2 separate regions of the Mus musculus genome follow, and region 1 is linked to region 2. The links are chromatin loops, found by intact Hi-C in ENCODE. Cell type or tissue: heart. All regions are shown on one strand. Links, peaks and the distances in the headings refer to the core of each region. The heading gives the core; the rest is flanking DNA.

Region 1 (15,330 bases), core at 7,690-10,189, 190 kb after region 2:
GGGATCTAGGCTTACGCATCCATTGCCACAGTCATGATAAAAGGCAGCCATCCCCTCCAGGTGCTTCCTTGTGATCTTTGTGTGGTTTGCGATCTGCTCTGCGTGTTATGAGACTATTTAACGGGAACTCCACCCCCTCACACCGCCCCACTCCACCTTACGGCTCCTAGTCCTGGTGTTTCTTGCTTGATAACGAAGGGACTCTCTAAATCACAGAGATCCCTGTTCACAGGGATTTCTGCTGGCTGAGCTCTGCTTATGATTGCCCATAAAATCCATTCCATCTGTCGGTGAGACCCATATGACATAGGGGCGCATTTGAGGACACGAGTCCTGACTTCAGAGCTCAGCACCCTGAAGAGAATGGCGTGCCTGTTTCGTTTTCTTAGAGGGACAACAAATGGTGGCTCTGAGGCTGCTCTACGTCTCTCCACGGTTTTCACACGAAAATTCCCTCAGAACTACATTTAAACGCCCCCTCCAGTGGCCCTCCACCTGTGGACTGTTAGGGTTCAATGTGAAACCTCCCCCTTGAGCCCATAACCGAGCATGTAGTCTCTGCCCCTGGTGCTGTTCGGAGTGCTACAGAGCCCCTAGGAAAGGAGGCCTGGATGATGGAATCGGGTCACGCGGCTCGGGTTTAAGACCGGTTTAGACTGCTTTGGTTCCAGTGTATGCTCTCTGCTCATCAGTCACGATGTGAAATGAAGAGCCGCATCCGTCCTCACACCACGATGGATGGAATGGAAGGCGCACCTTCCCACCATCACAGATGGAGCAGGGCCCGCCATTCCTTCGCAACCGTGATGTACCCCAAACCTCTGACACCACGTGCCAAGATACGTGTTTCAACCTCTAAGTTGCTTCTACCAAGTGTTTTGTCCACATTGACGAGTAATTAAGGCATGGACCACTGCAGGATAACGGGAGAAACGGACACACACAGAGAAACTGTACTAATACGGGGAGAAACGGGCAAGAGGGTGGAAGAGGTGGGGACAGTGTGGGAGCCAGACTGCCTGGGGATCACTGTGACCATCCACTAGTCGGCCATCATTGGAAAGAGGCCCCTTGGTCTTGCAATCTTTATATGCCTCAGTACAGGGGAATGCCAGGGCCAAGAAGCTGGAGTGGATGGGTAGGAGAGTGGGGGGGGGGGAGGCTATGGGGGACTTTTGGGATAGCATTTGAAATGTAAATGAAGAAAATACCTTTAAAAATCACAAAATGATGACGATGATAAAAAAAATTGTGTAGGGGCTACCTTCCAAGCGATAATTTTTACTAGGACTATAAGGACAAGGACATTGCAATTACATGTCCATATTTTTACAGTTAGTGACTTTAGAGCCCTATTTGATTGTCTAGGAACTACTTCAAAAACTTGTGTGCACGGACTGTGCGCATCCTCGCGGCTACCTATCTGAGTTGTGATTTTGTGCTTGGTTCTCACTAAGTTTGTGCGTCAGGCCCAAAGCCAGGGACACAGTCCTCTGCTTCTTTGGGGGAAAACAGAAAACCACGAGTCACTACATCTGCTTCTTCCCTCCATCCAACAACGCCTTCTTACGCAGCATTTCTAAAAATGAGAGGGAAAGGGAGGGGGAGGAGAAAGGGAGGGAGAGAGAGACAGAGATAGAGACACAGAGATACAGAGAGAGAGAAAGAGAAGCTACTTTCCAGTTCAACTTAACAGGACATCCACGATCCTTCACACCCTGCCCCATCTCCTTCGCAGCCTGCCTCCCACGCTGGAGCACTCCCCAGGTGCTCCTGCCACCCCGAGTGTTTGCTCAGCTTGCCCACTCAGAGCCTGCCCTTCCCCTTCTCAGACATTCACTTGCAAAGGTCTCCTATCCACCCTTCAGTCCCAGCAGGCAGATCTCAAACTCCGCTCCTCTCTGCACTTGTACAGCACCTGCGTCCTCTCTCTGAGATTATTAACCGCACACAGTAATTAAGGTATGTCTGTCTTTGTTAGGAAAGACCCACACTGTACCAAGTGGTCTCTGTGAAATGTCTTTCCTTCCCCCATTAAAGTCCTAACTGCGCGCCTGCTCAGCCCTGCACCCTCTTCTAACTTCTTCTAACTTCTGACTTCTGACTCTGTGCCTTCCTCCCCTGGGGCCTGCTTTCCTGCACACGGTCCAGTGTGGCTTTCTCACCATCAGAAAATAACGAAGAGCAGGGGGATCGAATCCCTCTTTTGCAAGGTGTGATCTAAAACTTGAAGACCAGCGCTCTACATATCTCTCGGCCACAGTTTAGTAGCAACCACAAACACCTGCAAAGTTACCTGGGAAGTGCAGCTTTACTAAAATTGTCATGTGCTTTCCTAAAAGTCAGGCTACTTTGAGAGGGAAGGGAGACCTTGGGGTGATCGACAATCTGTCACACTCTGCCCCCTTGGCACCCAATATCTGCTAACCTCACACACAAAACACAAATGCTACCTGCCCAGTATCCTGCACTGACCCCTTCAGTCACAGCTGGATGCTGGCTGCCACCTGTGGCCTGGAGACCAGCACACAAGAGCGAGTGCTCCCCGCCCCCTCCTGCACACAGTGAGGGACAGTGTGGTAGCATGACGGAAGAGCCACACACCACAACTGAAACCAACCCTGACTCGGAAAACAAAACAGCAGGGGCTCAGCAGACAGCCCCAGTCCATGGTAATTAACCAAACCAAGCTGCTCAGAAGCCTTAAAGACTCCTTGTTCTTCCGACTTTTCTGGAAGTAATTCCCTGCCCAGCATCCTTCTCAGGCTGTGGCTTTATCCTCTGGGAGGCTCTAACTGGGTCATCACCCTCTGTCACCACATCTAGAGCAGGCCCTGAACAGCCAGAGGTCTTGTCTGGACAGAGTTTGTGGGCCCAACAACTCTGGCTGTACTTTCTCTGGGTGATCTGCCCAGGCCCCTCCCAGGCTCCTCCCAGTCCCGTCTCTGGGCTTAGTGGCCCGCCATCTCCAGGCCATCTGAGACAATGGGCTCAGGTGAAAAGGGAACACGCCCTTAATCTGGTCTTGGCTGCGGAGTTGATTGCCATTGTGCTGGGGAGAATTCCGAGCTGGAAAAGCCTGAGAAAGGCCCAGGGCACAGTTCCTACCCAGCCTGGTGGTGGAGAGTCAGCCTAGATCACTGCCTTTCATTTGGGACCTGGATGCATGTGGCTTTCAGAGTTCTCGGAGGCTCCAACGTGCCAGACTCAGTCAACTCAGATGTCTGGCAACCAGTAGGTGAGCTTTCTTGGCAGAAGTATATTCCCTATCCTCCTTGGCTTGCAGACCAGCCAGTTCTAACCCAAGTTCTTTTTTTTTTTTTTTTTTTAAGGAATTTGTTGAAATCAGCAAGAAGTAATGAGACTTACTCACCAATTCCCAAATTCTTCTCTAGTTACAGGGCCAAGAGCAAGTTAGCTTCCTGCCCATTCCCTGTCCCAGATGACAATTCCACTAACTCCTATGTCAGAGCACAGAACTACTAGCTTCCCGGCTATAACGTTTGGGCCTGCTCTGCCTGCTAGGATACTGGATAGTAGACATGTGAGACGCTTTCAGGCACAGTTGTTCTCAGCATCCACATGGAATGGGTTCCCTGTCCCTCGTGGATAACAACATGAGGAGATGCTCTAGTCCCTACCATAAAGCTGGATAATTTTTGCCTAGCCCTGAGCCCCTTAAATGCTTTAAACTATCTCCGGATAACTTATGGTACCTATCATGATGTGAATGCTAGGTAAATACATGTTTAATCAATGGTTTGAGGCTACAATAACGAGAAAAGTCTCTGTGTGCTCAGTACAGATACTCTTTTCTTGAATATTTTTCAGTTCACATGGGCTGGGTCCACCCATGTGGAACTCTGTGGCTAAAGACTGCTGACTGTATTCTAAATTTGTTATGTAATAGATTTTGGCAGCTGTAACAGGAGAGCAGGCAGAGAAGCAATTTGACCAAGATGGAGGCTTGTCTCTCTGACATGAGAACATATGAGCAGATACGATGATGGTCAGGGCCCTGGGTTGCACGGTTTGACCCTCCACGGTCCTATGATGTTACTTTCGTCTTCTGGCACACTGTTCACCCCCAAGTTCTTATTCCAGTGACCGGGAGATAAGTCATGGGAGTGGCCAATCCAGAAGTCCTGTACATTGCCTCAGTTCATATCTGCTTTGTTCTGAATAGGTTGGAAAATTACTACTTAGTGTTATAGTATTCAGAAGCAAGGCCTTTACAGAGTACTAAGACACAGAGGCAGAGCCCCTATGAATGGGCTTGTGTGCCGGAAGCCTGTTCCTCTCCGAGGCAGTGCCGAGGTGGCGGGACCATTAAGAGGTAGCACCTCGTAGGAAGTACTCCGGTCCTGGTGGCTCCACTCTCAGGAAAGGATAACCCTGATCTCTGGAAGTGCACTGGTCTGGTGAGGGTGACTTAGTTCCTACCTCGTTACACAAGAGCAAGCTTGGCCTCTCCTCTCCTGCTTCCTGGCCCAATGCTCAGCGCACAAAGCTGGATGCCTCAAGCAGTCCCAGTTGGTCACCGAAGGCCCGGAGGATCCCGGGAGACCCACTGGTCTTCAGTACACTGTTTGCAAGGCTGAAGAAGCTGCATTCTCATGTCGGTGGAGGCATGTGGCAACGGGGTGCACGTGCTCGGAGCACGCGTAAGACCCATAGATGAGCTGACAGCGATGAGAAGGCGGCACGAAGGCCAAGCTTCTCCTCTTGGACCTCCTTTTATCTGGTTACCACAACTCCTTTTATCTGGTCACTCAGATTTGGGGTGGGCCATTCCATCTCATATAACCTGACCAAGCAAATCCCTCACAACCATGCCCCCCCCCCACCCACTTATCACTCAGTTGCCTCCAAATGGAGTCAAGTTGACAACCAAGATTCACCACCATGCCCACACTCAGCTGTCTGGTTAAAGCATCTTAAACAGACTAAGACAAGCTCCCTCTGGTTTCAGCACTGTTTAATGGCTATCTATGGTAAAAGAGGACCATGGAGTGCTGTCTGGACTCTTGGTCACCCTGTGCCCATCAGAAAACCAGCTGGTTCAACACAGTGTGAAAGCAGAGGGGACAGTGATGTGAGGGGTTAACACTGGCTACCCCTCCCTGGCTGGCTCCCCTCAAGAGGATGGTCTAAGGAGCGAGGGCCACAGAGTGCCCCTCTGTTCATTTACAGGCAAGCCGTGGGCCCAGCTTGACTATGTGTGTTCATCTCCCATTTTCCCAAACCACAATTCAGGCCCCGAAGAGTGAACACCTGTGGTCTTTGACAGGCATGTTTCTCTATAGAGCTAAACTGTCTTGACCCTTGACAAGTTCTAGACTCTAGAGGCGTGGCTCATCTTCCATGCCCCAATATCCCAGAGGGGCTTTGAAGAAGACATTGTGTGCTTATTTGTCGAGGTCAGAGCACAGGGAGTTGTCGAGGTCTAGAGTTGCTTTTTCTCTTTGACCAGGTTGGTCCCAGGGACTGATCTCAAGTAGTCAGGGTTGGCTGCAATTGCTTTTGCCCAGCTGCTCCTAGGCACTGTGCTTCTCCTGGCTTAGGGTGCCTCTCTCAGGCCTCTGCTTCTCCAGTGACCAACACGCTGCCCTCCCCTCAGCCCTGTTCCTTTCTCCCCTCTCTAAGCTGACGACAGGTTCCTGCTCTGTCCTCCTCAGTGTTCCAGACCAGCAAGGCTCTCATCCAGCAGTTGGTGAATCAGGTTCAGGCCTGGGGGATGGCAATCTGACAGCAGGAATGGAAGGTCAAGTTCAAGGTCACAGATCACGTCCTTAGAAGGTGCCTTACAGACGAGCTTTTATTGTCTTATCCTAACTCATCTGTAGACAGGGGCCTCAATCCTTGGTTTGCCAAACCCTAATGGTCCCTTTCTGAGTTTTCCTGGGCAACAGAACTGTTCATTTTAAATAAGTCACTTTATAACCCCCTCTATAATTTTAATTATGTGTATGGGTGTGCACCTGAGCGTGGGTATGCACATGTGAGTGCAGGTGCCTGAGGAGGTCAGGATGGGGTGTCACATACCCTGAGCTGGAGGTACAGGTGGTTTGTGCAGCCTCTGATGTGGGTGCTGGGAACTGAACTCGGGTCCTCTGGAAGAGCAGCCAACACTCTTAACCACTGAGCCTCCCTGTAGACATCTCTACCTCTCTTTTAAAAAGATTTATTTTATGCTTTCTCCCTGATTTAAGTATACTATTTTATCTCGTCTCTGGAACCAACCTGGAAGATAAGGCACCTGGTTCCTAGGGATATTAAGCCACCTATCCAAAACTATACTGGGTAACAGGTGGGATAGGCTCATATATTGAGTTCTGATACCCTGACTCTCCAGAGGGTCCCACATCATCTGGAGTCATCTATGAATCTTCTGTACTTTGACTTTTGTTTCTCCTATGCCCCCCCCCCCTCCATGGCAGCCACATGCCAAACACACCTGCCTTGCCAGCCCCTTCCCTGGGCAATCTTTGTTCTGGGGACACCTTCCTTGGGTACATCCTACGCACCAGTCCTCCAGACACACCCCGTGGACTCAGCCTCAGATTCCCAAAGGTCCGGCCTCCACCCTGCAGAAAGAACAGGTCTGACCCACTGGGCTGGGGGAAGCTGAGTCGCAGACCTCAGGCTGAATAGCTGCTTTCTTCTCACTCCCCTCCCCTCCCCAGCAGAGCGATCACTCATTAACCCTTCAAACCAGATAACCCTTCATGGGGGAAGAGAACATGTGCTTATCCTGGGTCATAAAACATCAATATTGACTTCTCAGGGTAAGGCCAAAGGGGATATGGGGGCTGGTGGGGCTTCCCCTCTGTGGTGCTGAGGGGCCGGCTCACCTGACTTCCTTCTCTGTGGGGAATATCTAAACCAGGTCTCCAATACCTGAAGAAGCCCGATCCCTGCCTGCTCCCCTTCAAAGGCAATCCCTACACCAGGGGCTCAACTCTTCTCTGCTCCTGGAAGGTATTTAAGGTCCCTCTCTTTCTGTATGGGGGTCCCTCTAATCTGACCACAGCCCAAGGTCCTAGGTCTGGACACAGTCTGTCACTGCTATCTTTCCTAACTCTGGGATCTGGACAAGTGATGGACTTGTGTCTCCTTTTTCTAATTTGTGAACGTGGCGTAGAACAGCCCCCTAGCGCATAAGCTATTAGGCTAGTCAACGGAGATCATGTTCAGGAGTGTGTGCTCCTATAGAAGGTGTCCCTCTCTACCTCTGCTCTTGGTATGTGTATCTCTTTATGCCTTCCTCCTTGCTCCTGGCCAAGCTTCACCATCATCCTCGTCCCTCTGGCACATAGTGAGTTAACTCCTTGGTCTCCATTAGGGGCGAGAGGAGGGGTCTACACCTATGTGGGTCTCCAGAGAGCTCCACATCACCTCGAGGGCAACATTCATCCATACATTGCATTTGCCTCTTTGACTCCTCCAGAGGACGAGGCGCCCAGTGGGGGAATTTTCAGTCCCTTCTGAAAGGGACCTCTCCTGAAAGCCGGGCTGGGCAAGCACAGGTAGTAGTAGAATATCCTTGAGCCCCACCCAGGGCCTGCGCCCTCCCCTCTCCTTCTCTTTGTCCCTTCCCTACTCCAGCCTCGCCTTGCCTGAAGCTGTGGGACACCCAAGGCCCCAGTCCTGAGAGCTTCCAGAGGGGCTGTAACCCTGGGTGCTGGTCAATGATTAATACTGAGCAAACTCAGGACCAGGCGAGGGCTCCCAGCAGGGCTGGGATCAGACAAAGGCCCCCCTGTCTGGCTGAGACACCATCTTGGTGAACAGTTACTGATTACCCTGTCAACTCCAGCAGAGAGGTGGGGTGGGTGGCTGCTATCTCGCCAGGGTGGAGGGTGCTCTGGAGGTGGGGGAACGTGGGTGGGAGATGGGTTAAGCTCTTGAGCTCCGGCTTCACTTTTATGAGCTGCACGGGGTGAGGCTGGTAGCATGAGGGTCTGCGGTGCTCAGGGTGTTTCCGTACCTGTCTGTCACAGGGTTGAGGAGAGACAGGTGCCTGCCTCCAATAACAGCTCTCGGCCACTCCCTTCTAACGTTCCAACACTTCCTCCCTTCCTTACAAAACCGGTTGTCTTCTTTGTGCTGGGCCATAGAATCCCCCTGGCTGCCCCACCACCACTTAGCCCCACAAACTTCTATGTTTTCCGCCTCACCTCGAAATGTTCTTAAAAATTCTTCCTCCCTCCCTTCCTCCTCTTCTTCCTCCTTCAGGAACCTCTGTCAGTTTCCTACCTTGTCATCCTGGTCTCCTCCTGCCTGGGTCCCGTCTGCTACATCTTACCTTAATGGTGCTCATCTCTTTCCAGGGTCTTCCTGCACTGGGCACCCTCTGCTTCCATGTCTTGCTGCCCAGCCTTCAGCGCACCACAGGTGCATGGCCTAGGCCAGCTCTGCCTGGCAAGTCGGGGGACTTCAGTTCCAAGGACAGAACAAGTAGGGAGTGAACAGAGTGCCAGGAGAGCTGGAGGGGCCCGTGGGACTCCTCCACACCCCTCGCTTTTCCTCTAGGACTAAAGACTGGAGATTAGGAGACAATGGGCATACCAGTGGGCACAGTTCACCCTGCACAGAGATGCTGGTGTCTATGATGTCCTTCATTGACAGAGCCACCTCGCCGTAGGCAAACACCCCAGCTAGGCATAAGGAGTACCTTCTGAGGGCCTGAGGGGGAATGCCATTGGGAGGTGAGGGGAGCTCAGAAGACCCCGTGGGGGCATTCCACTGCCAACTGCATCCCCCACTATCCTGGTCCTGGAGTTGCCTTAGCTTGTGAAGTTCATTAAGTCCAGACTTGCCCTGAGGACCTTAGCGATGAAGAACAAGGGCACCGAGACCCAAGTGAAAGGCAGGGAGAGCGAGGGCGAGACTAGTAAGTGGGCTACAGTGGGTGGATAAGGTGAGCGCCCAGGGGCCAGCTCCCCGGAGGCCAGCTCCTCTCTCCCTTGCCCAACAGGTTTTCTGGGCAGAAAACTCAGCTCCTAAATCTAATCTCAACAGGAGGGCGCCACCTGCTGTTGGGGAGGCTAATGTGCCCCTTGCAGATTGGACTGGAGAACTTGGCGTGGAGGCTCCTCAGGGAACAGATGCTCAGTTTGGGACTGTAGTGCATGGACTGAGCCTAGAAGACTCTCAGCAGGCTTAACTGCAAACCATGAGGCGCCTCCCTCCTCTTTGCCTTCTACGGCTCCACTCATTCCGGCCACCCTAAGGGAGTCTCTTGTCTTCAACTGGACCTCCAGTGTCCACAGCCCAGTGTCCTCAACCTCCTTCAAGGCTTCTTGTAAGAGCTAATATTGGGACGGGGGCTTCAGGGCCAGAATTCTTTCCCAGAAGCAAGCAGGGCTCAGCCTGCCGCTGGAGCCGGGCCGCTCTGAGATGGGCAGGGTGGGCTCCGCTACATCTTCCGCTGAGGAGTTGGGCTGACACCTTTGTGCCTCCTCCTAAAGGCCTCTTGGCATGTTTCTGCTCTAGGCAATAGCTGGGGACCCAGGTTCCCCTCCAGGACCACCTTCCCTGATACCCTACTATCTCACAAGACTGATTCCTTCATGCCTCACTAAATTCCTGCGCGACCTTACTGATTTCTAACGCCCCTTGCCTGGCTCACACATCTCTTCTGACCTGTCCAACTTCATTTGCAACACTCTTTCATGGTGTGGAACTCTACTTGGTGGGGCTTACTCCACACTCTCCAGTGGGGTTAGCTCCCATATGCATGGATTGCCACCCCCCCCCCCCCTTAGGCTTCGTAGATTGCCGTACTGGGAGCTTCCCGCATTAAATGGAGCTTCCTGAAAAGAGTCAGCCTCCATATCTACAGCCTAAGAATTGGGCAGGAGTGAACAAATGAGCACATGAGTAAATCCATAGCCAAAGGTGAGAACCCAAAAATGTAGTGTTCTGATCAAACAGAAGAGCAGCTGCTCAGGCCTGGCCCATGCTCTCGCTCCTTCTCTGAGTGCTATCTCCCACCCCGATTGCCTAGAGATCCTTAGGAGACCTACGTGGGCACCATTCTAGGAGCCCCTAGCGGAACCCCAAGCTCAGAATGATCTTCCCTGACTATACGTCTTTCTCCCTGTGTCCAGGAGCTAGCCCCATCTCTCGGACAGCCACCAAGAGTTCCTCATCTTATAAGTGGACAGGTCTCCTTTTGCAACAGGGAGCTCGGCTCAGGATTGGTCAGGGGACCCAGGTTGTTCCACCTGGCTGCTGTCTGGCTGTGCAACTGGCCACCCTCAGAAAGCTCCTATTACGACGTTTGGACCTCAAGCCTTTTCTGGTCTCATCAGAGGCTATCTCATGACCTGTAACACCATGACCTTTCTGAGAGCAAGGGAAACATGGAAAGCGTGGCTTCTGTGGGTAGGCATGGAAGATCTCCCACCAACATCCCCGCCCCCAGTGTGAATAAGTCATTTCACATTGACTTACTAAGAGGGAAGCTATCCACAGTACCACACACTTAAGAAGCCCCACAGAGAGGTCTTCTGCTGATGGCTAGAGGCCTCATTCAGGTGTCCCTTGGAATCAGCCTCAGATACCCACAGTCCCTCCCAACATCTTTATTACAGCCTAAGGAGACCATAAGCAGAGTCGCTAGGCAAAGCTGTTTCCAAATTCCTCAACTACCAGGAGTCTGAGTGAATACCTTACTTGCAGCTGCAGTTGTAGGCCAGTTCATTCTGCCACACTAGGTAACCATTGTAGAGTTAGATGCTTTTACTGCAGTAAGCGCCTAGCCACGAATTCACAACGAGTCTTAAAGAAAGGCTTGATGTCTCGAGTCAAAAGTGCTAAGCCACCAGAGGAACTTACACAGGCATGTGGGTGGCAGGGTTGAAAATCACACTCCATGGGCTGGTGAGGTGGCTCAGTGGTTAAGAGCACTGGCTGCTCTTTCACCTTCAAGTCCCAGCAACTACATGGTGGCTCACAACCATCTGTAATGAGATCTGATGCCCTCTTCTGGTGTGTCTGAAGACAGCTACAGTCTATTCATAGATAAAATAAATAAGTAAATCGAGAGAGAGAGAGAGAGAGAGAGAGAGAGAGATCACACTCCACAATGCAGATATGAAAAACTAGTGTCTCTATTTTTTATATTATTCTCATCTTTAAAAGTTATTGTTTACTGGGCAGTGGTGGCGCACGCCTTTAATCCCAGCACTTGGGAGGCAGAGGCAGGTAGATTTCTGAGTTCGAGGCCAGTCTGGTCTACAGAGTGAGTTCCAGGACAGCCAGAGCTACACAGAGAAACCCTGTCTCGGAAAACCAAAAAAAAAAAAAAAAAAAAAAAGTTATTGTTTATCCATTTAGTATTAAATATTCATTAATGATATTTTTAGAGTATGAAAGGATATGAATATAAAAGTTGAACAAATTTTTATATATTATTTGATTATTAAAATACTCAATATTATTAATATGTTTGATGTATGAAATGCATTTAAATAATAAAAAATTTAAATGTTATTGTTTATTATTATTATTATTAGGATATATATGTGCATATATATGTGTGTACATGTATGGTAGCAACTTCAACTTTTTTACTCAATTGCTCTTCACCCTGTTTTTTGAGACAGTTTCTCATTTGGCTTCAAACCCACTCATTAAGGTGGGACACCTCCTCAGCACTGGGGTTCCAAATGTGTGCTGCCATACCTGGCTTTTGTTTGTATGTTCTGGGGATGGCACTCAGTTCCCCACGCTAGGACAGCAAACACTATTGAGTGAGCTCTCTCCAGCATTACTAAGTTCATCCTGGTCTGATGAAATCATACCTGCTGTTCATAGGTATGAATGAATGAATGAATGAATGAATGAATGCATTAAAGGAAAGAGAGATCTTTAACTAGCCCACTAGAGAGTCCCATGTTTACATATTGAACTCGGTGTCCTTAGAGTAAAATGTGACTTTCCCAGAATTTTCTCACCCCCCCCCCCACGCATAGCCTAGAGACTGTACCATTGAAGACATTTATAAACCTCAAGGAGACGGAAAGAGGAGCTCACGGTGACCATGGGATTGTCTCTGTTTTTCCACACCATGCCATGAGACAGAGATGCTCCATCTTGGTTCCTGGGGCTACTTTGATGGATGGGAGAGGTGATGCTGATGTTGGTGGTCTCTGTATGTGGCCAGGGTACAGATTCCCCACCAACCCCTGAGAACCCAGACTCATGCTCCCACTACTCCAGGTCAGGTGCTCCTCTGTGAATCCCCTTCCTAGACCCTGATGTCTGCCATCCCTGATTGACAATCCCCTGCATGGCCTTTAGCCACCGCTCTGCTGGGTTGATTCAGCCAAGACACCTCATGGCTACTCCCTGAGAGTCCAGCTCTGCCTATTTACCCACAAGCCCAACTGAGAATTTCCCACCATTCTCCTTCCGCAGTGAGGGATGGAACTGACTTTGAAGTCTCACAATCTCTCTTCCTTGGGCCCTCTGACATCACATCCTGTTTCCCCCTTCTAGATGAGAACTGGGCTTTGATACCAGCCTTCCACTGCAGTAAGTCTCCCCTGGAAGGCTGAACAAGGAACCTTGGGAACAGGAAGGGACATCTTGTCATTTATAAATGACATCCCATGTACATGAGAGCACACAAGAAATGGTTGCCTAAGACGATCCAGTGACAAGATGCTATGAAGACCTCTGGAGGTCCCATACCCCTCATCTGAAGTGCGACTTTGGGCCACTGTGGAGCACACCTGTCTGTCTGTGATTTCTCAGTATCATCCAGGGAGACCCCCTCCAGGATCTGCCTTTAAGATTCATTTTGGAGCCTGTCTCTCCTTGGCCTTGGGACTAAGGTATAGAGGAGGGAGCTATACCTTTAAGTAGAGCTTCCTCAAGACACACACCTGGAGATACCTATAGCCAAGCACCTCATAGCTGAGTAGACGACTACCATGGCTAGAAAAACACCCTCTACAGTGTAAAGATGGAATAGCAGTGTCTTCATTTCCTTGTATTATTCTCACATCCTTTAAAATACTTCATTATTCTCCCCCTCTCTCTCTCTGTATGTGTATTGTGTTTATGTGTATATGTATGTGTGTATGTGTGTATATTGTGTGTATGTGTATATTGTGTGTATATATGTGTGTATTGTGTACATAGTGTATGTGTGTATATGTGTGTATGTGTATATTGGGTGTATGAGTATATATGTGTGTATATTGGGTGAGTGATTGTGTGCACATGCAACAACTTTGAGATTCTTCTGCTGGGATCCACCAGCTGCTCCATCACCCTATTTTTCAAAGACATCTCCAATTCTGCCCAGACTGGCTGACTTATATTGTCCCCAGAGCCACCTGGTCCCCTTCCTGACAACCCCGTGCCCATATGCTAGACTGCTCCTCTCCTGGAGGCTTCCAATACCTCCCTTCCCCAGCACTGGTCCCTCCAGCACTGCCTCCCAGTGCTCCCAGGCACACCGTGGCTCCTCATTGGCTTCTGTCTCATCTCCTTGCAGCCCCTTCTTGGTGGCCAGGCCGTGGTGTTAGCTGGACAGGTGGCCTCATGGGTTCCAGCTCCTCCATGAACTGCTAAGGCCCACAAGATGCCCCTTCTGGGATCTTCAGCAGCTCTGACTTCTCTGGCCAACACCTTGTGCTATCAGATACTTGGCTACATGTCTCTCTTCCTCTCAGCCTAGTCACTTGTCACAGCCAGGCAGTGAAGGAGGCTGCGGCTCTCTGGAGTACTGTCGGCTTCTCATCTTCCATGACACTGCCTGAGTCACTTCCCATGGGAAAAGGCCCTGAGTCAGAGTTAATCAGCCCCTTTTGCCTGTTACTATGAAACCTTGTATGATTTCTCTCCTAGAACATCCACCAGTCCCCACTGTTGCCTCCTGGCAATAGGACCAGGGGTCTTGCCACAACTGTCATAGCTGTCTCCTGACTCTTCATTGTCCTTGCTAGCTCTAGTCTACAGCAGACTTAACAGTCCCAGTGGTCATTTGAAAATGCAGGACAGTTGGTGGAGTGCTCGCCTGGCGAGCATGAAGTCCTGGGTTTGAGCCCAGCACCAAATAAACTGGGTGTGGTAGTGCAGTCCCTTAATTCTTGTACACAGGGGTTAGGAGCCTGAGGATCAAAAGCTCAGAGTCATTCTTGGTTTCATAGTAAGTTCAAGATCAGGCTGGGCTATACATGACTCTGTGTGTGTGTGTGTCTGTGTGTGTGTCTGTGTGTGTCTGTGTGTGTGTGTGTCTGTGTGTGTCTGTGTGTGCATGTGTGTGTGTCTGTGTACATGTGTGTGTCTGTGTGTGTACATGTATGTGTGTCTGAGTGTACTTGTTACTCTTCCAGAGGACCCAGGTTTAGTTCCCAGTGCCTACATTATGCATTTCACAACTGCCTGTAACTCCAGTTCTATAAAACCCATGGGTACCCACACACGTGTGGCATGCATACACAAACACATCATTAAAAAAAAAAAACAACTTACAAATTAAAAAAAACTCTTTGGAATCTTCCACTCTAACAGCTAAAGGCCCCTCCCCAGTCCCCCTCCCTCGAAGTCTCCTCGTTGCTGCTCCTGCCTTGAGGCCTTTGCACACCCCCTAGATACCTCATTTCAACTCTCCCTCCAGCTCCAATGCTTTGCCACAGCGTCCCTCCTGTCTTGGCTTGGGGACCACGGCATCGAGACACTACCTCCTTAACCCTCTGTTATATTGTGAATGTAAACTGTCTCCCGCAGGCTTGTGTGTTTGAATTCTTGGACCCTAGCCGTTCAAGTTGTTTGGGACACCGTGGAACCCTGTGTACCTGTCAGGAGTGGGACAATTGGGACCTTGAAAGTAACAGTTGTCTCTGGCTCCGGCTCTCTGCTTCCTAGTGGTCATAACTGGAAAAGCCAACGCAAGATCCTGCCTTGCTGGGTTGACTCCGCCATGTTCACTCTGCCGTGAGGGACAGTTCCCTCTGACCTGAGAGCCAAGGCTAACAATCCCCCTCCTCCACCCCATCAGTTGCTTCTATCACAGCAATTCTGAGAGTGACCAATCCCAATCCCCACGCACCTGGTTTAATCTCTCTTTCCGCAGCACTTGCCTCCTTCCAAACAGACTATTTAATTTTTCTTTCCTATTTTTCCCCGACACTGAATTTCATGTTCTCATCCAGGTTGACCTGAGTAACCTCAAACTCACTGTAAGCCTCCTGCCTCAGCTTCCTGAGTGCTGGTATTACAGGCACTACAGGTGTACACAACCATGTTCGACCTGGTGTGTTGTTTTTACATAGACTCTCACTACGTGGCCCTGGCCGGTCTGAAGAC
Region 2 (15,330 bases), core at 6,677-9,176:
AATGCCAGGTCAGCACATTTATGCAGGTCACACTAGAAAGAAGGGACTGTGGGAACTTTTGGGAACCTAGGCCATTTGTGTCATTTAAAAAAACAGAAAATGAAGCAAAATCCAAAGTGTAATATTTGAAAGGTTTTTGTACCAAGTATTTTTTAAATACCAAAATAATAGCAGTGTGAGATCCCTTCAGACCTGGAAACGTATTTCCACCTCTGGGCAATGTGTAATAACTCCACCTCTGGGCAATGTGTAATAACTCTTACAGACAGCTGTTCAGGGGGGATGGCTGCTTATGACCTATTCTTCCCCTCTCTCCAAAGGATGTAAAGGGCATGTCCTAAGGGGTGCCTTCTAGAAAAGGGGTAAACCTCTCCATATCTGCCAGGGACCCAACCCGTCATTCATTACTGGGGACCCTAGAGACAGTTTGTCTGTCCATTTGCTATACTAAGATAAACATTAGTAAAAGTGTTGGATGAGATTGTGGGTGGGGTTAAGGTCTTACACTGGGCCCTACTGAAACTGATGGTGCCTGGCATGTGCCTTCAGAACGTTAACAGCATCCCTAACTCTCTGGCCCCATCACATGCCAACAGCGCATGCGCCCTCCTGACTGACAGGCAGATCTCCTCCCCAGATAGACCGTCCCTCAGACAGGAGGCTGGGACCAGGAAGAGCTGGTGTAGGGAGGACAGAGCCAGTGCCGAGCCACTCCCAGCCCTTGACGAGTCATGGAGAAGGGCTCAGGCAAGAGGTCCTCCCAGCTTCTCCTCTTCCTCCCCTCCAACATTCCAGGGTCTGTTTCCCAGTGAACGCATCCAGCTGGAAGCCCAGCGGCTAGGAGACCTCTGTAATGGGGTCATAGAGATCAAGATCCCCAGACATCAGCCAGGGCAAAAGGCAAAACAAATTCAAGGGCAAGCAGCAAAGCACTGACTGGTTGTAGACAGCTCAGCTCAGCTCAGTGATCCAGAGCCTGGGCTGCAGAGCCAGGCTCCCTGTTACCCACTGCCTGTGCAGTCTTGATCTATGTACTCCAAATGTCAACAACCCTGAGTGTAAAATGGTAACCACACTGCCATCTACCTCATTCTTGCAGTCTAGGAGTTTTCCCATTACAGAAACAAGCAAAACAAGTAGGTTGTCTACATAAGACTGTAACCCCATAGTAATGGCTGGTATCTGTTAGAGACTGTCTTAGTCAGGGTTTCTATTCCTGCACAAACATCATGACCAAGAAGCAGTTGGGGAGGAAAGGGTTTATTCAGCTTACACTTCCATATTGCTATTCATCACCAAGGAAGTCAGGACTGGAACTCAAGCAGGTCAGGAAGCAGGAGCTGATGCAGAGGCCATGGAGGGATATTCCTTACTGGCTTGCTTCCCCTGGCTTGCTCAGCTTGCTCTCTTATAGAACTCAAGACTACCAGCCCAGAGATGGTCCCACCCACAAGGGGCCTTTCCCCCTTGATCACTAATTGAGAAAATGCCTTACAGCTGGATCTCGTGGAGGCATTTCCTCAACTGAAGCTCCTTTCTCTGTGATAACTCCAGCTGTGTCAAGTTGACACAAAACTAGCCAGTACAGAGCCCCAGTACACACAAACATGTTTTCTCCCCATATATATTATCTATCCACATCTAAACAGACAGACATAGGTATCTATCTAAGATTGAACCCAGACCCTACTCGGTACAAGCACAGCTCCCCCATGGAGCCACATCTCCAGCCCTCCCCAGGACTGTTGATGGACAGCTCAGGGAGTTAGAGCCATGGGGTAATCACTGTCAGGGTCCCGAGGCAGGTCTGACTAACAGAAGAGGAAGACGAAGGTATAGCAGATGAAGCAGACCGAGGGGAAGGGAAGGGAGGTGAAAAGAGGACTGTGACTGAAGGTCTCGGTGGCCACATCTGTCAAGGTGAGGCTGACGTGGAGCCTGCAGGTCTCATCAGAGGGTCATCTAGTCAAATGTCCATATGGACAGGGCAAAAAACAGCCCTGTGAATAGCAGTGTAGGAGCAAGAAGTAAGGTAAGCAGTTCTCTGCCACGAGGCATGGCCAGCGCTCTTCCCCAGACACCAGACCAATGTGTCAGTCATTTTCCTCAAACTAAGCTATTCACCCTCTGAGAAAGGGCCTGGGCTTTTCCTCGTGTCTCTCACAGAGCAGCTGATCAGTGCACAGCTGTGAGGAGGAACTGACTTAGATTGGTGGGTGATGGGTTGGGAAGAGAGAGGGGGCGGTAATTAATGTGTGCTAATGTGCAGGGCCCCCAAAACCCTGACCAGTCCCCTAAAACTGACACAAGTTCCCACAGATGCCTCAAACAAGATTCTCCAGAGCTACAGAAAGAACAAACTCAGGCTGTCACCACTGAACAGCTCTCAGTTGACCTCTCAGGAGGGTGAGAAAGACAGTCACTGGGCCTTAGTCTAGACAGCATTCCCCTGGGCAGCTCACAACCCTGGCACTCCAGCTCCAGGGCACCCAGTGCCCTCCTCTGGATCTGCAGCACATACTCTCTCACACACACTTTCTCTGTGTGTGTGTCTGTCTCTCTCTCCCTCCCTCTGTGTGTGTATGTCTGTCTGTATCTCTCCTTGATCCCCACTGCCTTGATCCCCATAACTTTGTGGTAAGTTTTGAAATGGAAAAAGGAGTTTGTGGATTAAATCCTTAGCTTTCGTTTCTGATTTTCAGGATCCCTTGAGTATGCTAGGGTCACAGCAGACTCCTAACCACACTTGTTGCTTGGCTTTCTTGTTTGCTTGATGGACTTGCCAGCCTGAGTGCTAAGTGGAAATCCCCCTTGCTCTTCTCTAGCCTCCCTTTAGAGGCAGCCTGACCAGCAGAGATCTGACTCTGTCCAAGTTTAGCCCAGGGCCAAGTAGTCAGCTGGGGGAGCAGGAGACCCGCACCATTACTCCCAGCATCCTACCGTCCTGGCATCCTCCCTTGTGGTTGTGATCCTCTCCAGGTTCATGTCCAGCCACCCCACACATTCTTCTTGTGCCTGTCATTCTCCTACCCCTTCCTAAGGATGACTCAGGACACAGGGAAGCCATTTTGCCATTTGTCAGTGGAACAGCCTGTCCTTTCTGGTGGCATGTCTGGTCACACCCATGTGTTCTTTACTAGACCCAATTGATGCGTTATCTAAGCTACAAACACTGAATTTACTGATACGAGGATTTTGTTTAATGGTGTGTAGCTCTGGCTAGCCTGGACTCACTATATAGACTAGGCTGGCCTTGAACTCTGGAGCTCTGCTTTTCTCTGCCTCCAAAATGCTGTGATTAAAGCTATGCATCTCCATGCCTGACCTCCCTTCTGCAGAGTTTTCAGTCCTTGCCGTAAGATCAAGGGGGGTAAGGAAGGACTAGAGAGAGACAGAGAGAGGGAGAGGGAGGAAAGGATGGGGAAGAAGGAGAAAGAGAAGGAGGAGGAGAGAAAGAAGAGGAGGAGGATGAAGAGGAGGAGGAGGAGGAGGAGGAAAAGAAGGGCAGAAAAGTTAGAAGGGTGCATTTTTCTGAGATCTCACCATCAGCTAGCTGAGCTAATACTGATCCCATAATACAGGCTTACACCCGAGCCTTTTCAATGAGGAAAAGTAGAAAGGCCAGTGTGCTGTTCACCTCAGAAGTTCTTCCCCCCACCCCCCACCCCCGTGGTGCCATCCTTCAGGGAAGCCATATTTAGCACTGCACTTCCAAGGAGCAGCCTTGTGCCTGCTCCAGTGTCCCAGTGCTGGCTGCAGTGTGCAGAACAGACCACAAGGCTCTGAGAGTGGCAGGGTCAACTCTGTGCTGCCTAACTGTCGCCTCCAAGTAATGCTACCATGCTGGACAGTCACTAACCTGCTTATCTCACTATTTAAACAAAAAAACAAAAAACAAAAGACCGTGCTTCTGCAAGTTCCTGTTGATCTTTGCTTCAGATGTAACATGAAACTGTCGGCAATTCTGTTTCCTCAGAGCCCCTTGGAGTTCTGTGACTGTACAGTAGTAGCTTCAGCTCTGATATCCTCATGTGTGAGGCAGAATTAGTAACATCCAGTCCTTAGCTGCTGGGGGCTGAGGATACGGCTTGGTGGCACAGAACTTGGCTGGCATGCATAAGGCCTGGCACCACCAAAAAAAGCCTAGCTCCCTTCAGTAGGGCTACAAGTGCCACAGGCCTTCCATAGCCCAGCTAACCACTGGGGACTGGCCTTCTAGTCCACATTTCAGCCCTTTCCTGAGTGTGCAGAGCAGGTTCAGCTGGTTGTCAGATGGCCAGGAACATTCTCTGGGCTGAGCTGAACTGGATTTGGGAGATAGGAGAGTTCAGTAGAAGTACTCGTTAGATGGAGGCAGTAGTGCAGGGGGCTTCCACAGAGACCCACTCTGAGTTGAAAACCTTAAGTCTTCAGGTTCCCTCTTGCTGAGATGAGAAGGCTTAAACCAATGGCAAAAGTGTCAACGCCCAACCCTGCTCAAAACTCCACTTTTAGTCCAGGCAGACAAGTAAGCAGGGGTCCCCCCTCCCAAGATACCTACTTCCTCTTTGTATACTTGCTCTTTCAGCACCTTACCCTCAGAAAGCCCGGAAGTCAAGAGGATAAAGAAGGGATTCACTATCCATACAACAGCAACAGAATGTCAGCCAAATCCTAGGCTAAGGTCATAGCTCAGTGGTAGAGATCTTGCCTGACACATAAAAATCAGGACCAAAATGCAGTGCACCCCTGCCTTTGCACAGCTGTGAGATGTGTGAGGCTTTACATCTCTAACTGATGTGAGAGCTGGGATCAGCCCAGCTGGTAGGGCGCTTGCCTAGATGCTTACCCAAGGGCTTCATAAAACTACACAGACATGGTGCCACACATCGATCTCCCCAATACTTGGTAGACAAAAGCAGAGGACATGAGACATGCAAAGTGATCATTGGCTACAAACCAAGCATAGTGGCACACGGTATCCCTGTGCCCAAGAGGTAGAATCAGAGTTCATAGTCGTCCTTGCCAGCATCCAGTCGGAAGCCAGCCAGCTACATGAGACCCTGTATTTGGGGAGGTGGGGGGAGGTGAAAGGGAAAAAATGTTTTTACATGTGAAATTTGAATGACCGCATGTATAGATAACATTTTATTGGCACACAGCCACCATCTCTATTGATTGTCTCAGTAATGCTTGGCTCGGGATCATATAAAGCAGAGGTGGTGCCTCTCTGCTCTGAGACGACATGGACTCCCTCTCCTTCCACTTGTGCTAGAGAGGCTGAGAGCGGTGTCTAGTCCTACCGTTGCTGCTGCTCCGTAGGACAGGGTGGCGGGGTTCAGGCTAAGGGCTCGTACTAACGGTGTAGAAAGAAGAACCCAGGATGGGATCAAGAGCCTTCCGCGACCAGTTCTACCACCACCACCACCACCCCTGGGATGGTGACAGGGCTTTTAGCCAAGACCCTTCATGTTCTCAGATTCCTCTACACTTCTTAGGGCTGGCCCTGAGCTACATTCAGTGACTGTCTCCCTCCTGTCTCTACAGAATTTGCCTTCTGCCAGGTGGATGCCTCCATTGCTCTGACCCTGGCCTTAGCTGTTCTGTGTGACTTGCTCCAGCAGTGGGACCAGCTGGAGCCAGGACTGCCTATTCTACTGGGATGGCTACTGGAAGAGGGTGATGACCTCGAGGGCCACGTGCAGAGCCCACATCAGGTAATCCCAGTTACTTAGGGAGCTGGGGGCAGACAGAGTGTCCTAGCCCTGAGGTGGAGCCCTGAGGGCCTAGGAAGTTTCTAGATAGTAAAAAGTGTGTCTCTAGCTGCTCCCATGCAGAGGAGAGACTGACGAGGAGAAACCTCCCAGGTGAGGCTCACAGGACTGTGGAGGTCCAGACCAGTTAGGAAGGTTCAGACAAGTTAGGAAGGGCACTTTGAAAAATGCACCTTGAATATTGAGAATAAAATCATGAAAAAATGCTTATCAGTTGATCTTAGCATTTCCCAAGGATTAGGGTCCTTCTAGAAAATGTGGCAGGGAGTGTGTGTGTGTGCCGGCTTCCTGCCTCTTCCTGAAAACTGAAGACCAGCATAGGCAACCTGTGTTTTCCACTGGGAAACCAGCAGTCTGTCCCCACATATGACCACTAGCTAGCTCCATATCCTGAGCAGACCAAGAGTCAGTGTATACCAACCCTTCAAAACCCAGTCTGTATAAGAAACAGGAAGATGATATAACAAAGTGTTTTAGATGAAATGACCCTAAACCCCCATAGCATTCTAGAAATTTTGTCTCTTTTGTGCTGCTATCACACATGTCCCAGTAACTCTCTGCTCTGCTGTCCAGACTTCCTTTGTGCCTCCTCTGAATTTTCTCGGCACACCTTAAAACCTAAGATTTTTCTCAGTACACCTTAAAACCTAAGACCCACTTCCGCACCACCAGTTCCCCAAGTATCTTGGCTTGGAGCTAATTCACATCTTTATCAAAGGTCGTGGTCCGGCTGGGAGAGAGGTATTGAGTGAAAGTAGAAGGTGACCTTCAGAGCGGCAAGTGCTGTGGCACGGGCGCTGACAGCCCCAGTGGGCCCTGTCAGGAATAGACACAGCTCCCACATCTAGTGCTGTGCCTGGCTCCACAGGACTCCTCGGAGACTTACTCTGGCTGTTTGTCACTTGATGTAGGGGGAAGAAGAGCATATCTTTGAAAAATCAGAAGTCAACTTCTGGGCTGAGACTCTGACCTTCGTGAAATCCCTGTGTAGGCAACTCTTCCATCTCCTCTGTCAATCTGGCTGGCAGTCCCCTCACTCCCAGAAGCTCTGTCACTTGCAAAGGATAGCATCAGAGCAGAGTCACCTCATCTCTCAGCTCTTCAGAGAACTTCCACTCTCAGCTGAGTTTTTGAAGACAGTGGAATACACGAGGCTGCGCATTCAGGAGGAAAGGACTTTGGCTGTCCTGAGGCTGTTGGCCTGCCTGGAAGGAAAGGAGGGTCTCAGAGCCGAAGACTGCCCTAGGGAATGGAGACAAGTAATGGCCCCAAGAACAGAAGCAGCATGCTGAAGAAAGGTGGCTGGGCCTCAGCTCAGGTCTGCAAGACACATACATGGTGGACACCAATTGAAACTCTTTTCCTCAGGTGCCTCCCCACTTCTGGGAGTCTAGGCTTCTGTCCCTTCCTACTGAGGACCTTGTCTGCAGCACACTCATTCAAGGCAACCCAATTAGTTGCAGCTACCTAGGAAGTGAAGCTGCTGTCTGCAGGTTTACTGTCTCCAGGTGCAAGCCACCTGCAGGCCTGAACTAGTCAGTTCTATCCCAAAGCCAGCGCCCATTTCCCCATACACTGACTGCATTGAATTCAGTCTTAGCTTACATGTCTCTCTCTCTCTCCCTCTCTCTCTCTCTCTCTCTCTCTCACACACACACACACACACAGTGCTCTTTCTCTCTCTCTCACACACACACACACACACAGTGCTCTTTTGTTTGGTTTTGTTTAGCAAATACCTATTTGGTCATATTTATAAACTTTTATTCCATTTTAGTAAAGGGTATGTTTGATTCTGGGAATATTAAGAACCTACAACATGCAAATACTTGCATTTTACTATCTACCTGCCCAAGTCCTTCAGTGGTCCATATTAAGAGTCCCCACTGTCTTACCCAGAAATGCCTGCGAAGGCTAGGAACCCTTGTCACCCATCACTGGCCTCAGCTATTGGACAGAGCCTGGGGAAAGGGAAGCCTGAGCAAATGCTTAATTCATTCGGTGCCACCACTGTACACCGTCCTGTGATTGGTGGAGACAGCAGAGTGCCAAGAAACACATTTACCCACTTTAGGTGATTCCATATAGAAACCGGAAGGGTTTGTCACTTCAGGCCCAGCCCAGCTGGCATCCTCGAACACCAGCAGGTGGCGCTCTTGCACACATTATGCTGCTGGTCTAGCGCTTTTAGCCTACTCTTTTAAAACTTTTTAAAACTATTATCAGCACCTGTACATGATAGGAGGGCACCCATGCCCCAGCATGGATGTCTGAGGAAGTTGAGGGACAACTTTATAGAGCCAGCTCTCTCCTCCCGCCTCTGCATGGGCTTCAGAGATCGACTCAGGCTCAGGCTTGCAGAGCACGCACGTTTATCCACTGAGCCGCATCATGTGGCCCAGCTTACCATGCTACGTGTGCTTCCAGAGTACGTGACACCCGCAGACGCTTGCCTTCAATTCACGGCGTGGATGTGTTGCTGTAGTGTGATCCACATTCCCAGTTATCCACAAAGACCATGCCAGCCATAGAAGGAACTTGTAGGGCCTATAGCTATGTTCAGATACTTCTCAGTGAGTAGTCACTTAGAATCATGAGGAAAAGGGAGAGAGGCATTCTATATGCTAGCTCCTCCTGCAGAGACGCTGACATTTCACATGTAATTGGTCTCAGAAGAAAACCATCCTGCACCACAGAAACACGGCTGTGCTGGAGTAGAGACCTGTACGCAGGGAGAGGGAAGTCAGGAGCTGTGTCCTTCCTGGCCATGAAGAGGAACAGAAATCCCCTGGGTGGTCTTAGAAACACTCAGCACCCTGGGGTCTGTGTGGCCCTGTAGTAATTACCTAGTTAGGCAGTGCAACCCACTGCTGATGAAAAATTGAAAACCTAACATTGTTTAGTTTGTTTTGGGCTTTGCTTTTAGTTTTCTGAGTCAGGCTTGCTATTTACACTAGGCTGGCCTCAAACTTGTGTTAATCCTCCTGCCTTTGCCTCCTGAGTGCCAGGATTCCAGGCATACACCACTATACCCAGCATTACACTACTTTAAGATCTAGTTGGTGAGAGGGGCTGGTGGTGACAACCTTGGGAGATTAATTCTGAACAGGACCCAACCTTCCCTCTCCCCTTCCATCTAAAATGAAATAAAAGCAGTTACATGACAATAAAACCATCTCACATTGGCAGGCATGCTGTCCCAAAGCATGTTTCAGAGCAGGCTTATGTTATCTCCAAGTCCATCCTACCAAGTCTGCCATTAGCTGGGACTTACCCCAGACTTGGATCTTGGCTGGCTGTGGCCAATCTGGGAGGACAGGAGGGATGGATGGCTCCACAGGTGGGCTTGTATCTGCAATCCTGCTAGCAGTAGCTAGGGGAACGACTGCTGCATGCTTTCCTGAGAGAAACCAGGAAAACCTTAGTCACAGCCTCATGCTTACATTTGGGGTCCTTTCAGCCACAGAACCCAGCAGTAATAGGGGCAAGAGCAACGTGGGTGGGAAGAGTGAAGCAGCCATCTTCCCTAAGTCACTACACTTGAGGGTCCTAAGATCTGGGTGGCCCCTTGCTCAGACCACAGCCAAAAGCCAGTTTGCTTTAATATATAAGATGGTGAGGGCTTTGTTCCTTTATAGGGGTATGGTCTCACTCTCACACTAAGCTGTGCAAGGCTAGCCTAAAACTCACCACAGTTTGTGATTAGTGCTAGGACTATAGGCATGAACCACCGTACCCAACCCACTCAGCACTACGTCCAAGACACTACAGTCTTCTGGCAGCCATTGGCTCTACCTACAGGGGCAGCATGCACTGCAGTGTGGCCAAATGCACCTGGACTCAGGAGCCTTTGAGTGACAGATCTACCTCCTTAGCTTCAAGGTTAACTGATACAGCCCAAGTGCACACTGGACTGGGTCAACCAGACAGGAAGAGCAACATGGGAAGGATGTAGTTGGTCAAGCAGCCTTCTCTGGCAACTACTGGGCCTTCCACCCAGGGCAACCCGGACTGCCAGCTGGGTGAATTCATGGGCCCAACTCCAGCTTTTGGCAGCCAGTATGAAGTGTAGGGATAAAGGGTTCTGGACCTGACCAGATGGGCCTCACGGGGTGGGGGTGGGGGTCGCTAGGTGTGTGGAGGTGTGTGTGTGTGAGACCCCTCTCAAAAAGAGCCAGGGGCCTTCTGGGACTGCTTTTTCCATGGAAAGCTGGTAGGAGTTGCACTAAAGGCAACCGAATGAGGACCTCTTTCCCCCAACCTGGGTGGTGGTTCAGCAATCACCGCCTCGCCTCCGGCAGCTCACACAAAGCTTAGATTCAATGCCGCGCCTCCCACAGCAGAAGGAGGAAGGTTGCAGGATTCGACAGGCCAAGGCTGTACAGGCGGGAAGCCTTGGCTAGGAGCTGCACCCACATCCCCGAGAGGAGGCCAGGCCAACCAGCAGGCACAAAGGTGAAGGAAGTGACTTCCTCTATGTCCACACTGCTCCTCCGACTTCCCTCTAGTCCCCTGGAATAGGCTTTCCCGCCCCGGACACCCCGCGCCACTCGGCGCCTTTGGCCCAGGCTCAAGGTCTTGTGATGTGATTAGCAAAGCCAGCGCCTTGTCCTCAGACACTCGGCTCTGCCCCACAGGCCGCAGCGCTCAAGTCCTGTTTACTGAGCCTGGGCGGGGAGAGGGGCGGAGAAACGCGCCAATGCTCCTCCAGGCTGGCCGCTCCCGCCCCCACCCCTACTGCGTCTCCACGTGCAGCCGGGCCGGAGCTGCCACCTACGGGACAGGCCGCGACCCCCGTTCCTAGTCCCAAGCAACTTGGCCAAGCGCACCATTGCTGTTTTGCTGTTCCCGCGCGCGGAGCAAAAACTAGGATGGGAGATAAAAGCTGCGCCAGTCGGCCCAGCCGGATCGGGCGAGGAAAGGCACGTCCCGGGTAGCCCCGTCCTGGGCAGATAGAACGTGTACGTGCTTTCCAACGTTATACTCGTAGAGGCGGAGGAGAGCGAGGTATTCCCGCCGCCGCCACCCAGCAGGACCCAAGGGGGCCGCACGCCCCACGCCGCTCGGGACGCCCAGGCTGCCCGCCCCTCCCCTCCCCTCTCCTCCCCTCCCCCGAAGGGGAAAAATTGGCGGCGACCAATGAGAAGCCGAGAAGGAGCCTGACGTCCGCGGGCTGGCGGGCGGCGTTGCCTGGAGACCCCGGCCGGTCAGCGTTCAGTCCCCTCCCCCGGTGCGCTTTGCCCCGCCGCCGCGCCGCTCCGGGGCTGTATAAAGGGCGCACGCTCTCAGGTCTCCGAGTTCCACCAGTCCGCGAGCTGCCGACGGCTCGGGCGGGGGGCGGGCCGGGGCGCCGAGCTGCGCTCTCGCTTCTCCTCTGCCCCCCACTCCGCGCCACGGCCTCCCGCCGCCGCTTCCTCGGCCGCACAAGCACAACTTTCCGTCCCTCCTTGGCCCTCGCCCGTTATTCATCTTGGTTCGAGTCTCGCCGTACCGAGGGCACCTCCCAACCTCCACGCTTGCAATTTCGACCATTACAGGACCCAGAAAAATGTCGACCACACTTCTGTCACCCTTCTACGATATCGACTTCTTGTGCAAGGTAAGCAGGCAGCCGGAAAGGATGGCGGACGGCCTGGAACCCTTTGGAGTTCCGAGACTTGCCGCCGGGCCGGGCCGAGGCGGGAGGGACCCTTCCAAGTTGACTTTGCGGGTGGAGGGAAGTCCTGGAGTTAGCAGGACTGTGTGCTTGCGACTGTGGGCGTGGAGAGAGCGAGTAGCGGCTGGAGCAGCCGTGCTCCTCCCGAACCGACCGCGGCCACGCTGCCGGGACTTCCCGGACAGCGTTTGCGCCGCCCACCCCGTGGCCACGGGCCCAGGATCACATGGCTAGACCCGGAGCGGCCGGGGTGGGCGTCCTCCACTCTCTCCGGCCTGCGTTTTGCGAGTGTAGCGGTGGAGGCTGAATCGGATCCCACCAGAAACCCCAACAAGTGGGCAGTTGGGACTAGGGCGTTCACTCTGCAGTTAGCCCCGACTCTCTTCCCCATCCGATTTTCATCCCGCTCCCGCTCCCCTCCCTTTGGCAGACGGAGAAATCCCTGGCAAACCTCAATCTGAACAACATGCTGGACAAGAAGGCGGTAGGGACGCCCGTGGCTGCTGCCCCCAGCTCGAGCTTCACTCCGGGCTTCCTGCGACGCCACTCCGCCAGCAACCTCCACGCGCTTGCCCACCCTGTGCCCAGTCCGGGCAGCTGCTCGCCGAAGTTCCCGGGCGCCCCTAACGGCGGCGGCAGCAGCTGTGGCCCCGCAGGCGGAGGCGGTCTGGCCTCCTACGGCCAGCTCAAGGAGCCTTCGGGGGGCAGCGGCACGGCGCTGGTCACCAAGGAGAGCAAATTTCGGGACCGCTCGTTCAGCGAGAACGGGGAGCGCAGCCAGCACCTCCTGCACCTGCAGCAGCAGCAGAAGGGGGGCAGCGGCTCCCAGATCAACTCCACGCGCTACAAGACGGAGCTGTGCCGGCCCTTCGAGGAGAGCGGCACGTGCAAGTACGGCGAGAAGTGCCAGTTCGCGCACGGCTTCCACGAGCTGCGCAGCCTCACCCGGCACCCCAAGTACAAGACAGAGCTGTGCCGCACCTTCCACACCATCGGCTTCTGCCCCTACGGCCCGCGCTGCCACTTCATCCACAACGCGGACGAGCGGCGGCCCGCGCCGTCGGGGGGCGGCGGCGCCTCCGGGGACCTGCGAGCGTTTGGCGCACGCGACGCGCTACACCTAGGCTTCGCCCGCGAGCCGCGGCCCAAGCTGCATCACAGCCTCAGTTTCTCCGGCTTCCCGTCGGGCCACCACCAGCCGCCGGGGGGCCTGGAGTCGCCGCTGCTGCTCGACAGCCCCACATCGCGCACGCCGCCGCCGCCCTCCTCCTCGGCCTCGTCCTGTTCCTCCTCGGCTTCTTCCTGCTCTTCCGCCTCGGCGGCCTCCACGCCCTCGGGCGCCCCGACGTGCTGCGCCACGGCGGCGGCGGCCGCGCTGCTCTACGGCCCCGGGGGCGCGGAGGACCTGCTGAGCCCCGGAGCGCCGTGCGCCTCCTGCTCGTCCTCCGGCGCTAACAACGCCTTCGCTTTCGGCCCGGAGCTGAGCAGCCTCATCACGCCGCTCGCCATCCAGACCCACAACTTCGCCGCCGCGGCCGCCGCCGCCTACTACCGCAACCAGCAGCAGGGCCTGACCGGTCCCGCGCCACCCCCGGCACAGCCCCCCGCGGCCCCCGCGCCGCCCTCCCCGCCCTTCGGCTTCCAGCTGCCGCGCCGTCTGTCCGAGTCGCCCGTGTTCGACGCGCCCCCCAGCCCCCCGGACTCGCTCTCGGACCGCGACAGCTACCTGAGCGGCTCGCTGAGCTCCGGCAGCCTCAGCGGCTCCGAGTCCCCCAGCCTGGACCCTGGCCGTCGCCTACCCATCTTCAGCCGCCTCTCCATCTCCGACGACTGAGGCAAGGGGGCGCCCGCGAGGGGTTGGGAAAGGCACAGCGGGGGCCACCGGTTGGGGAGGGCGACACTGCGGCAGACTTGGAGGCCCCTCCGAGCACTTGGACTCGAACTCTGCCGGAAGGGGCCCCGCCCCTACCCTTTCGGTTCTCTCGTTTTTTTTGTTTTTTATTATTATTTTTATTATTATTATTATTGTAAAGATTCGTTCTTGTTGATAAAAGCCAACGAACTTTTTCGTATGGATGAACAAAATATTCACAACAGGGCGGTTGTGATGCGGAAAGAACAAAAGATACCAAACACTTAGGTCTCAGATGAGTTTGAAACTCTAGTTTTAGAAGAAAAAAATCAGCCCAGCACCAGCAGCTACCAACCACCATTCCATCTCTTCTTTCACTCGAAAGCCTTAGAAACAGTCCAGATGTGAGAACTCTTGGAAGGGGTTCCAAGACCAGTGTGAGCCAGCCGGCTGCCACCTCCCTAAACTATAAGCTTCTAGAACTCAAAATAATGCCAGGAACATGCCTTGATTCGAGTCGCTCGCTCTCAGCCTCCTTTGTGGTGGTTGTTTACCTTGTTTTTGTTTTTTAGACAAAGTTCTGTATGTCTGGGGGTGGGGAAGCCCTTGCATTCCAAAGTTTGATAACGGGCTCATTGCCACCACGTAGTGTGGGTGTTTAGCTTAGAACCATTTCCTCTGCTCTCTGGAAGCTATGGGCAGAGCTCAGTTCATAGTTGTTGGGAAATAAGTGCTTCATTTTTAGTTGTTCTGAGTTGATCCGCACCACTGCACCACAACTCAATATGAAAAACTATTTAACTTATTTATTATCTTGTGAAAAGTATACATTGAGGATGTTGTCCATACTGTATTTATCGAGTATGATGAAAGCAATAGATATATATTCTTTTATTATGTTAAATTATAATTGCCATTATTAATCGGCAAAATGTGGAGTGTGTTCTTTTCACAGTAATATATGCCTTTTGTAACTTCACTTGGTTATTTTATTGTAAATGAGTAAGAAAAATCTTAATTTAAGAGATTGTATGTAATATTTATTTCATTAATTTCTTTCCTTGTTTACGTAAATTTCGAAAGATCGCATGAAGAAACCATGCAATCTTGATGCTGTGGAAGTGGTTTGAGGAACATTTTGAGGTTTTCTTAGAATGTATAATGGTTGTAGCCCATCCAACTTTAAAGAGAGAAAGGTGAGACTGCAGTCAGGCTCACGTGTGGCTTGCTTCTCTACATCCAGCTTTATAAACCACCAGCTCTACTGTGACATTGATTATAGAGACATGTAGCAATAATGGGGGAAATGGTCTCAGTGCCTTCATAGGGCCCGAACTTGCCTTAAATCTTTCTCAACCAGATAAGTATTTCATTCGTGCTTGAGAATTTGAATGTCGGACGGGTTCACCTGCACAAAAAGAAAAGATTTTTTACCACTTTTTTTTTACTATAGCTATGAAGTGAAGAGGCCACATCTTAGCGCTGAAATGTTGGTGGTACATGAATATGCCTTGTTCAATGACAGTCCAAAAACTTGTACTATTATTTTTCAATGTAAAGAGGCAGGAATGTCTCCGGCTTTCCTGGATGGCAGATAAATGAGCAGTTGTTTAGTTTGTATGTAGGTACAGTTGGAGCACCGCGTGTGCACTCTGGACTACTTTGACAGAAGTAGGTTTTTGAATGTAACAAGATTAAGTCAACTTGAGTTGTAATATATTTTGGGGAATCAGTTCACTACAAATTGTGACTGTAAACATTGTACTGTAAATGTTTTGTAGTTTCCCCCAATAAAATTTTTTGGAAAAAAACTCTTTGAGTAATGGTTGGGGGGGGGGGTTGTTTGTTTTTAAACTAGGTCTCCTGGCCGGGGCAAGTCTGGGAAGGGGTGTGTTCAGGAGGTGGGGAGCTGGCAGTTCTGGATAGAGCCTGCATCCACTTGTACCTGTGTTTGTTTTCAACTGAAAGTAATTATTTGGCTGTCAAGGGCATTTGTTAGCTGTTCCCTTTGGTAATAAGATGCATCCCTGTGTTGGCTGACTGGTTGATGGCAGGGCCTGGCGGGAGAC

What was found. A loop is a pair of places that touch in the nucleus more often than their neighbours do. Peaks named below come from ENCODE experiments on the same cell type or tissue, not always from the same donor. Only the 100,000 strongest peaks of a DNase experiment are listed, where the experiment ranks them.
Region 1: a loop joins it to region 2, with 6 times the contacts of the local background. A loop is called at or near these places in 5 of 42 quality-filtered maps.

The regions. Positions count from the first base shown.
Region 1 is chr17:83,991,684-84,007,013 of GRCm38, reverse strand. 8430430B14Rik (RIKEN cDNA 8430430B14 gene) reads right to left here and starts at 8,462. Exons shown (of 2, transcript NR_130994.1): 1 at 8,309-8,462. In heart, for the core only: a CTCF peak has its summit at 9,038 (motif pointing left); DNase peaks (open chromatin) are centred at 8,473 and 9,013; H3K27ac peaks cover 1,106 bases; H3K27me3 peaks cover 375 bases.
Region 2 is chr17:84,183,666-84,198,995 of GRCm38, reverse strand. Thada (thyroid adenoma associated) reads left to right here. Exons shown (of 38, transcript NM_183021.3): 37 at 5,527-5,696; 38 at 6,665-8,940. The coding sequence ends at 7,045. It overlaps Gm36279 (a long non-coding RNA gene), which reads right to left and starts at 6,808. Exons shown (of 4, transcript XR_385852.4): 1 at 6,724-6,808. It overlaps Zfp36l2 (zinc finger protein 36, C3H type-like 2), which reads left to right and starts at 11,049. Exons shown (of 2, transcript NM_001001806.2): 1 at 11,049-11,352; 2 at 11,840-15,072. The coding sequence starts at 11,302. The coding sequence ends at 13,243. RefSeq lists an enhancer at 15,196-15,330. In heart, for the core only: no CTCF peak of the experiment used is centred there; a DNase peak (open chromatin) is centred at 7,885; H3K27ac peaks cover 873 bases.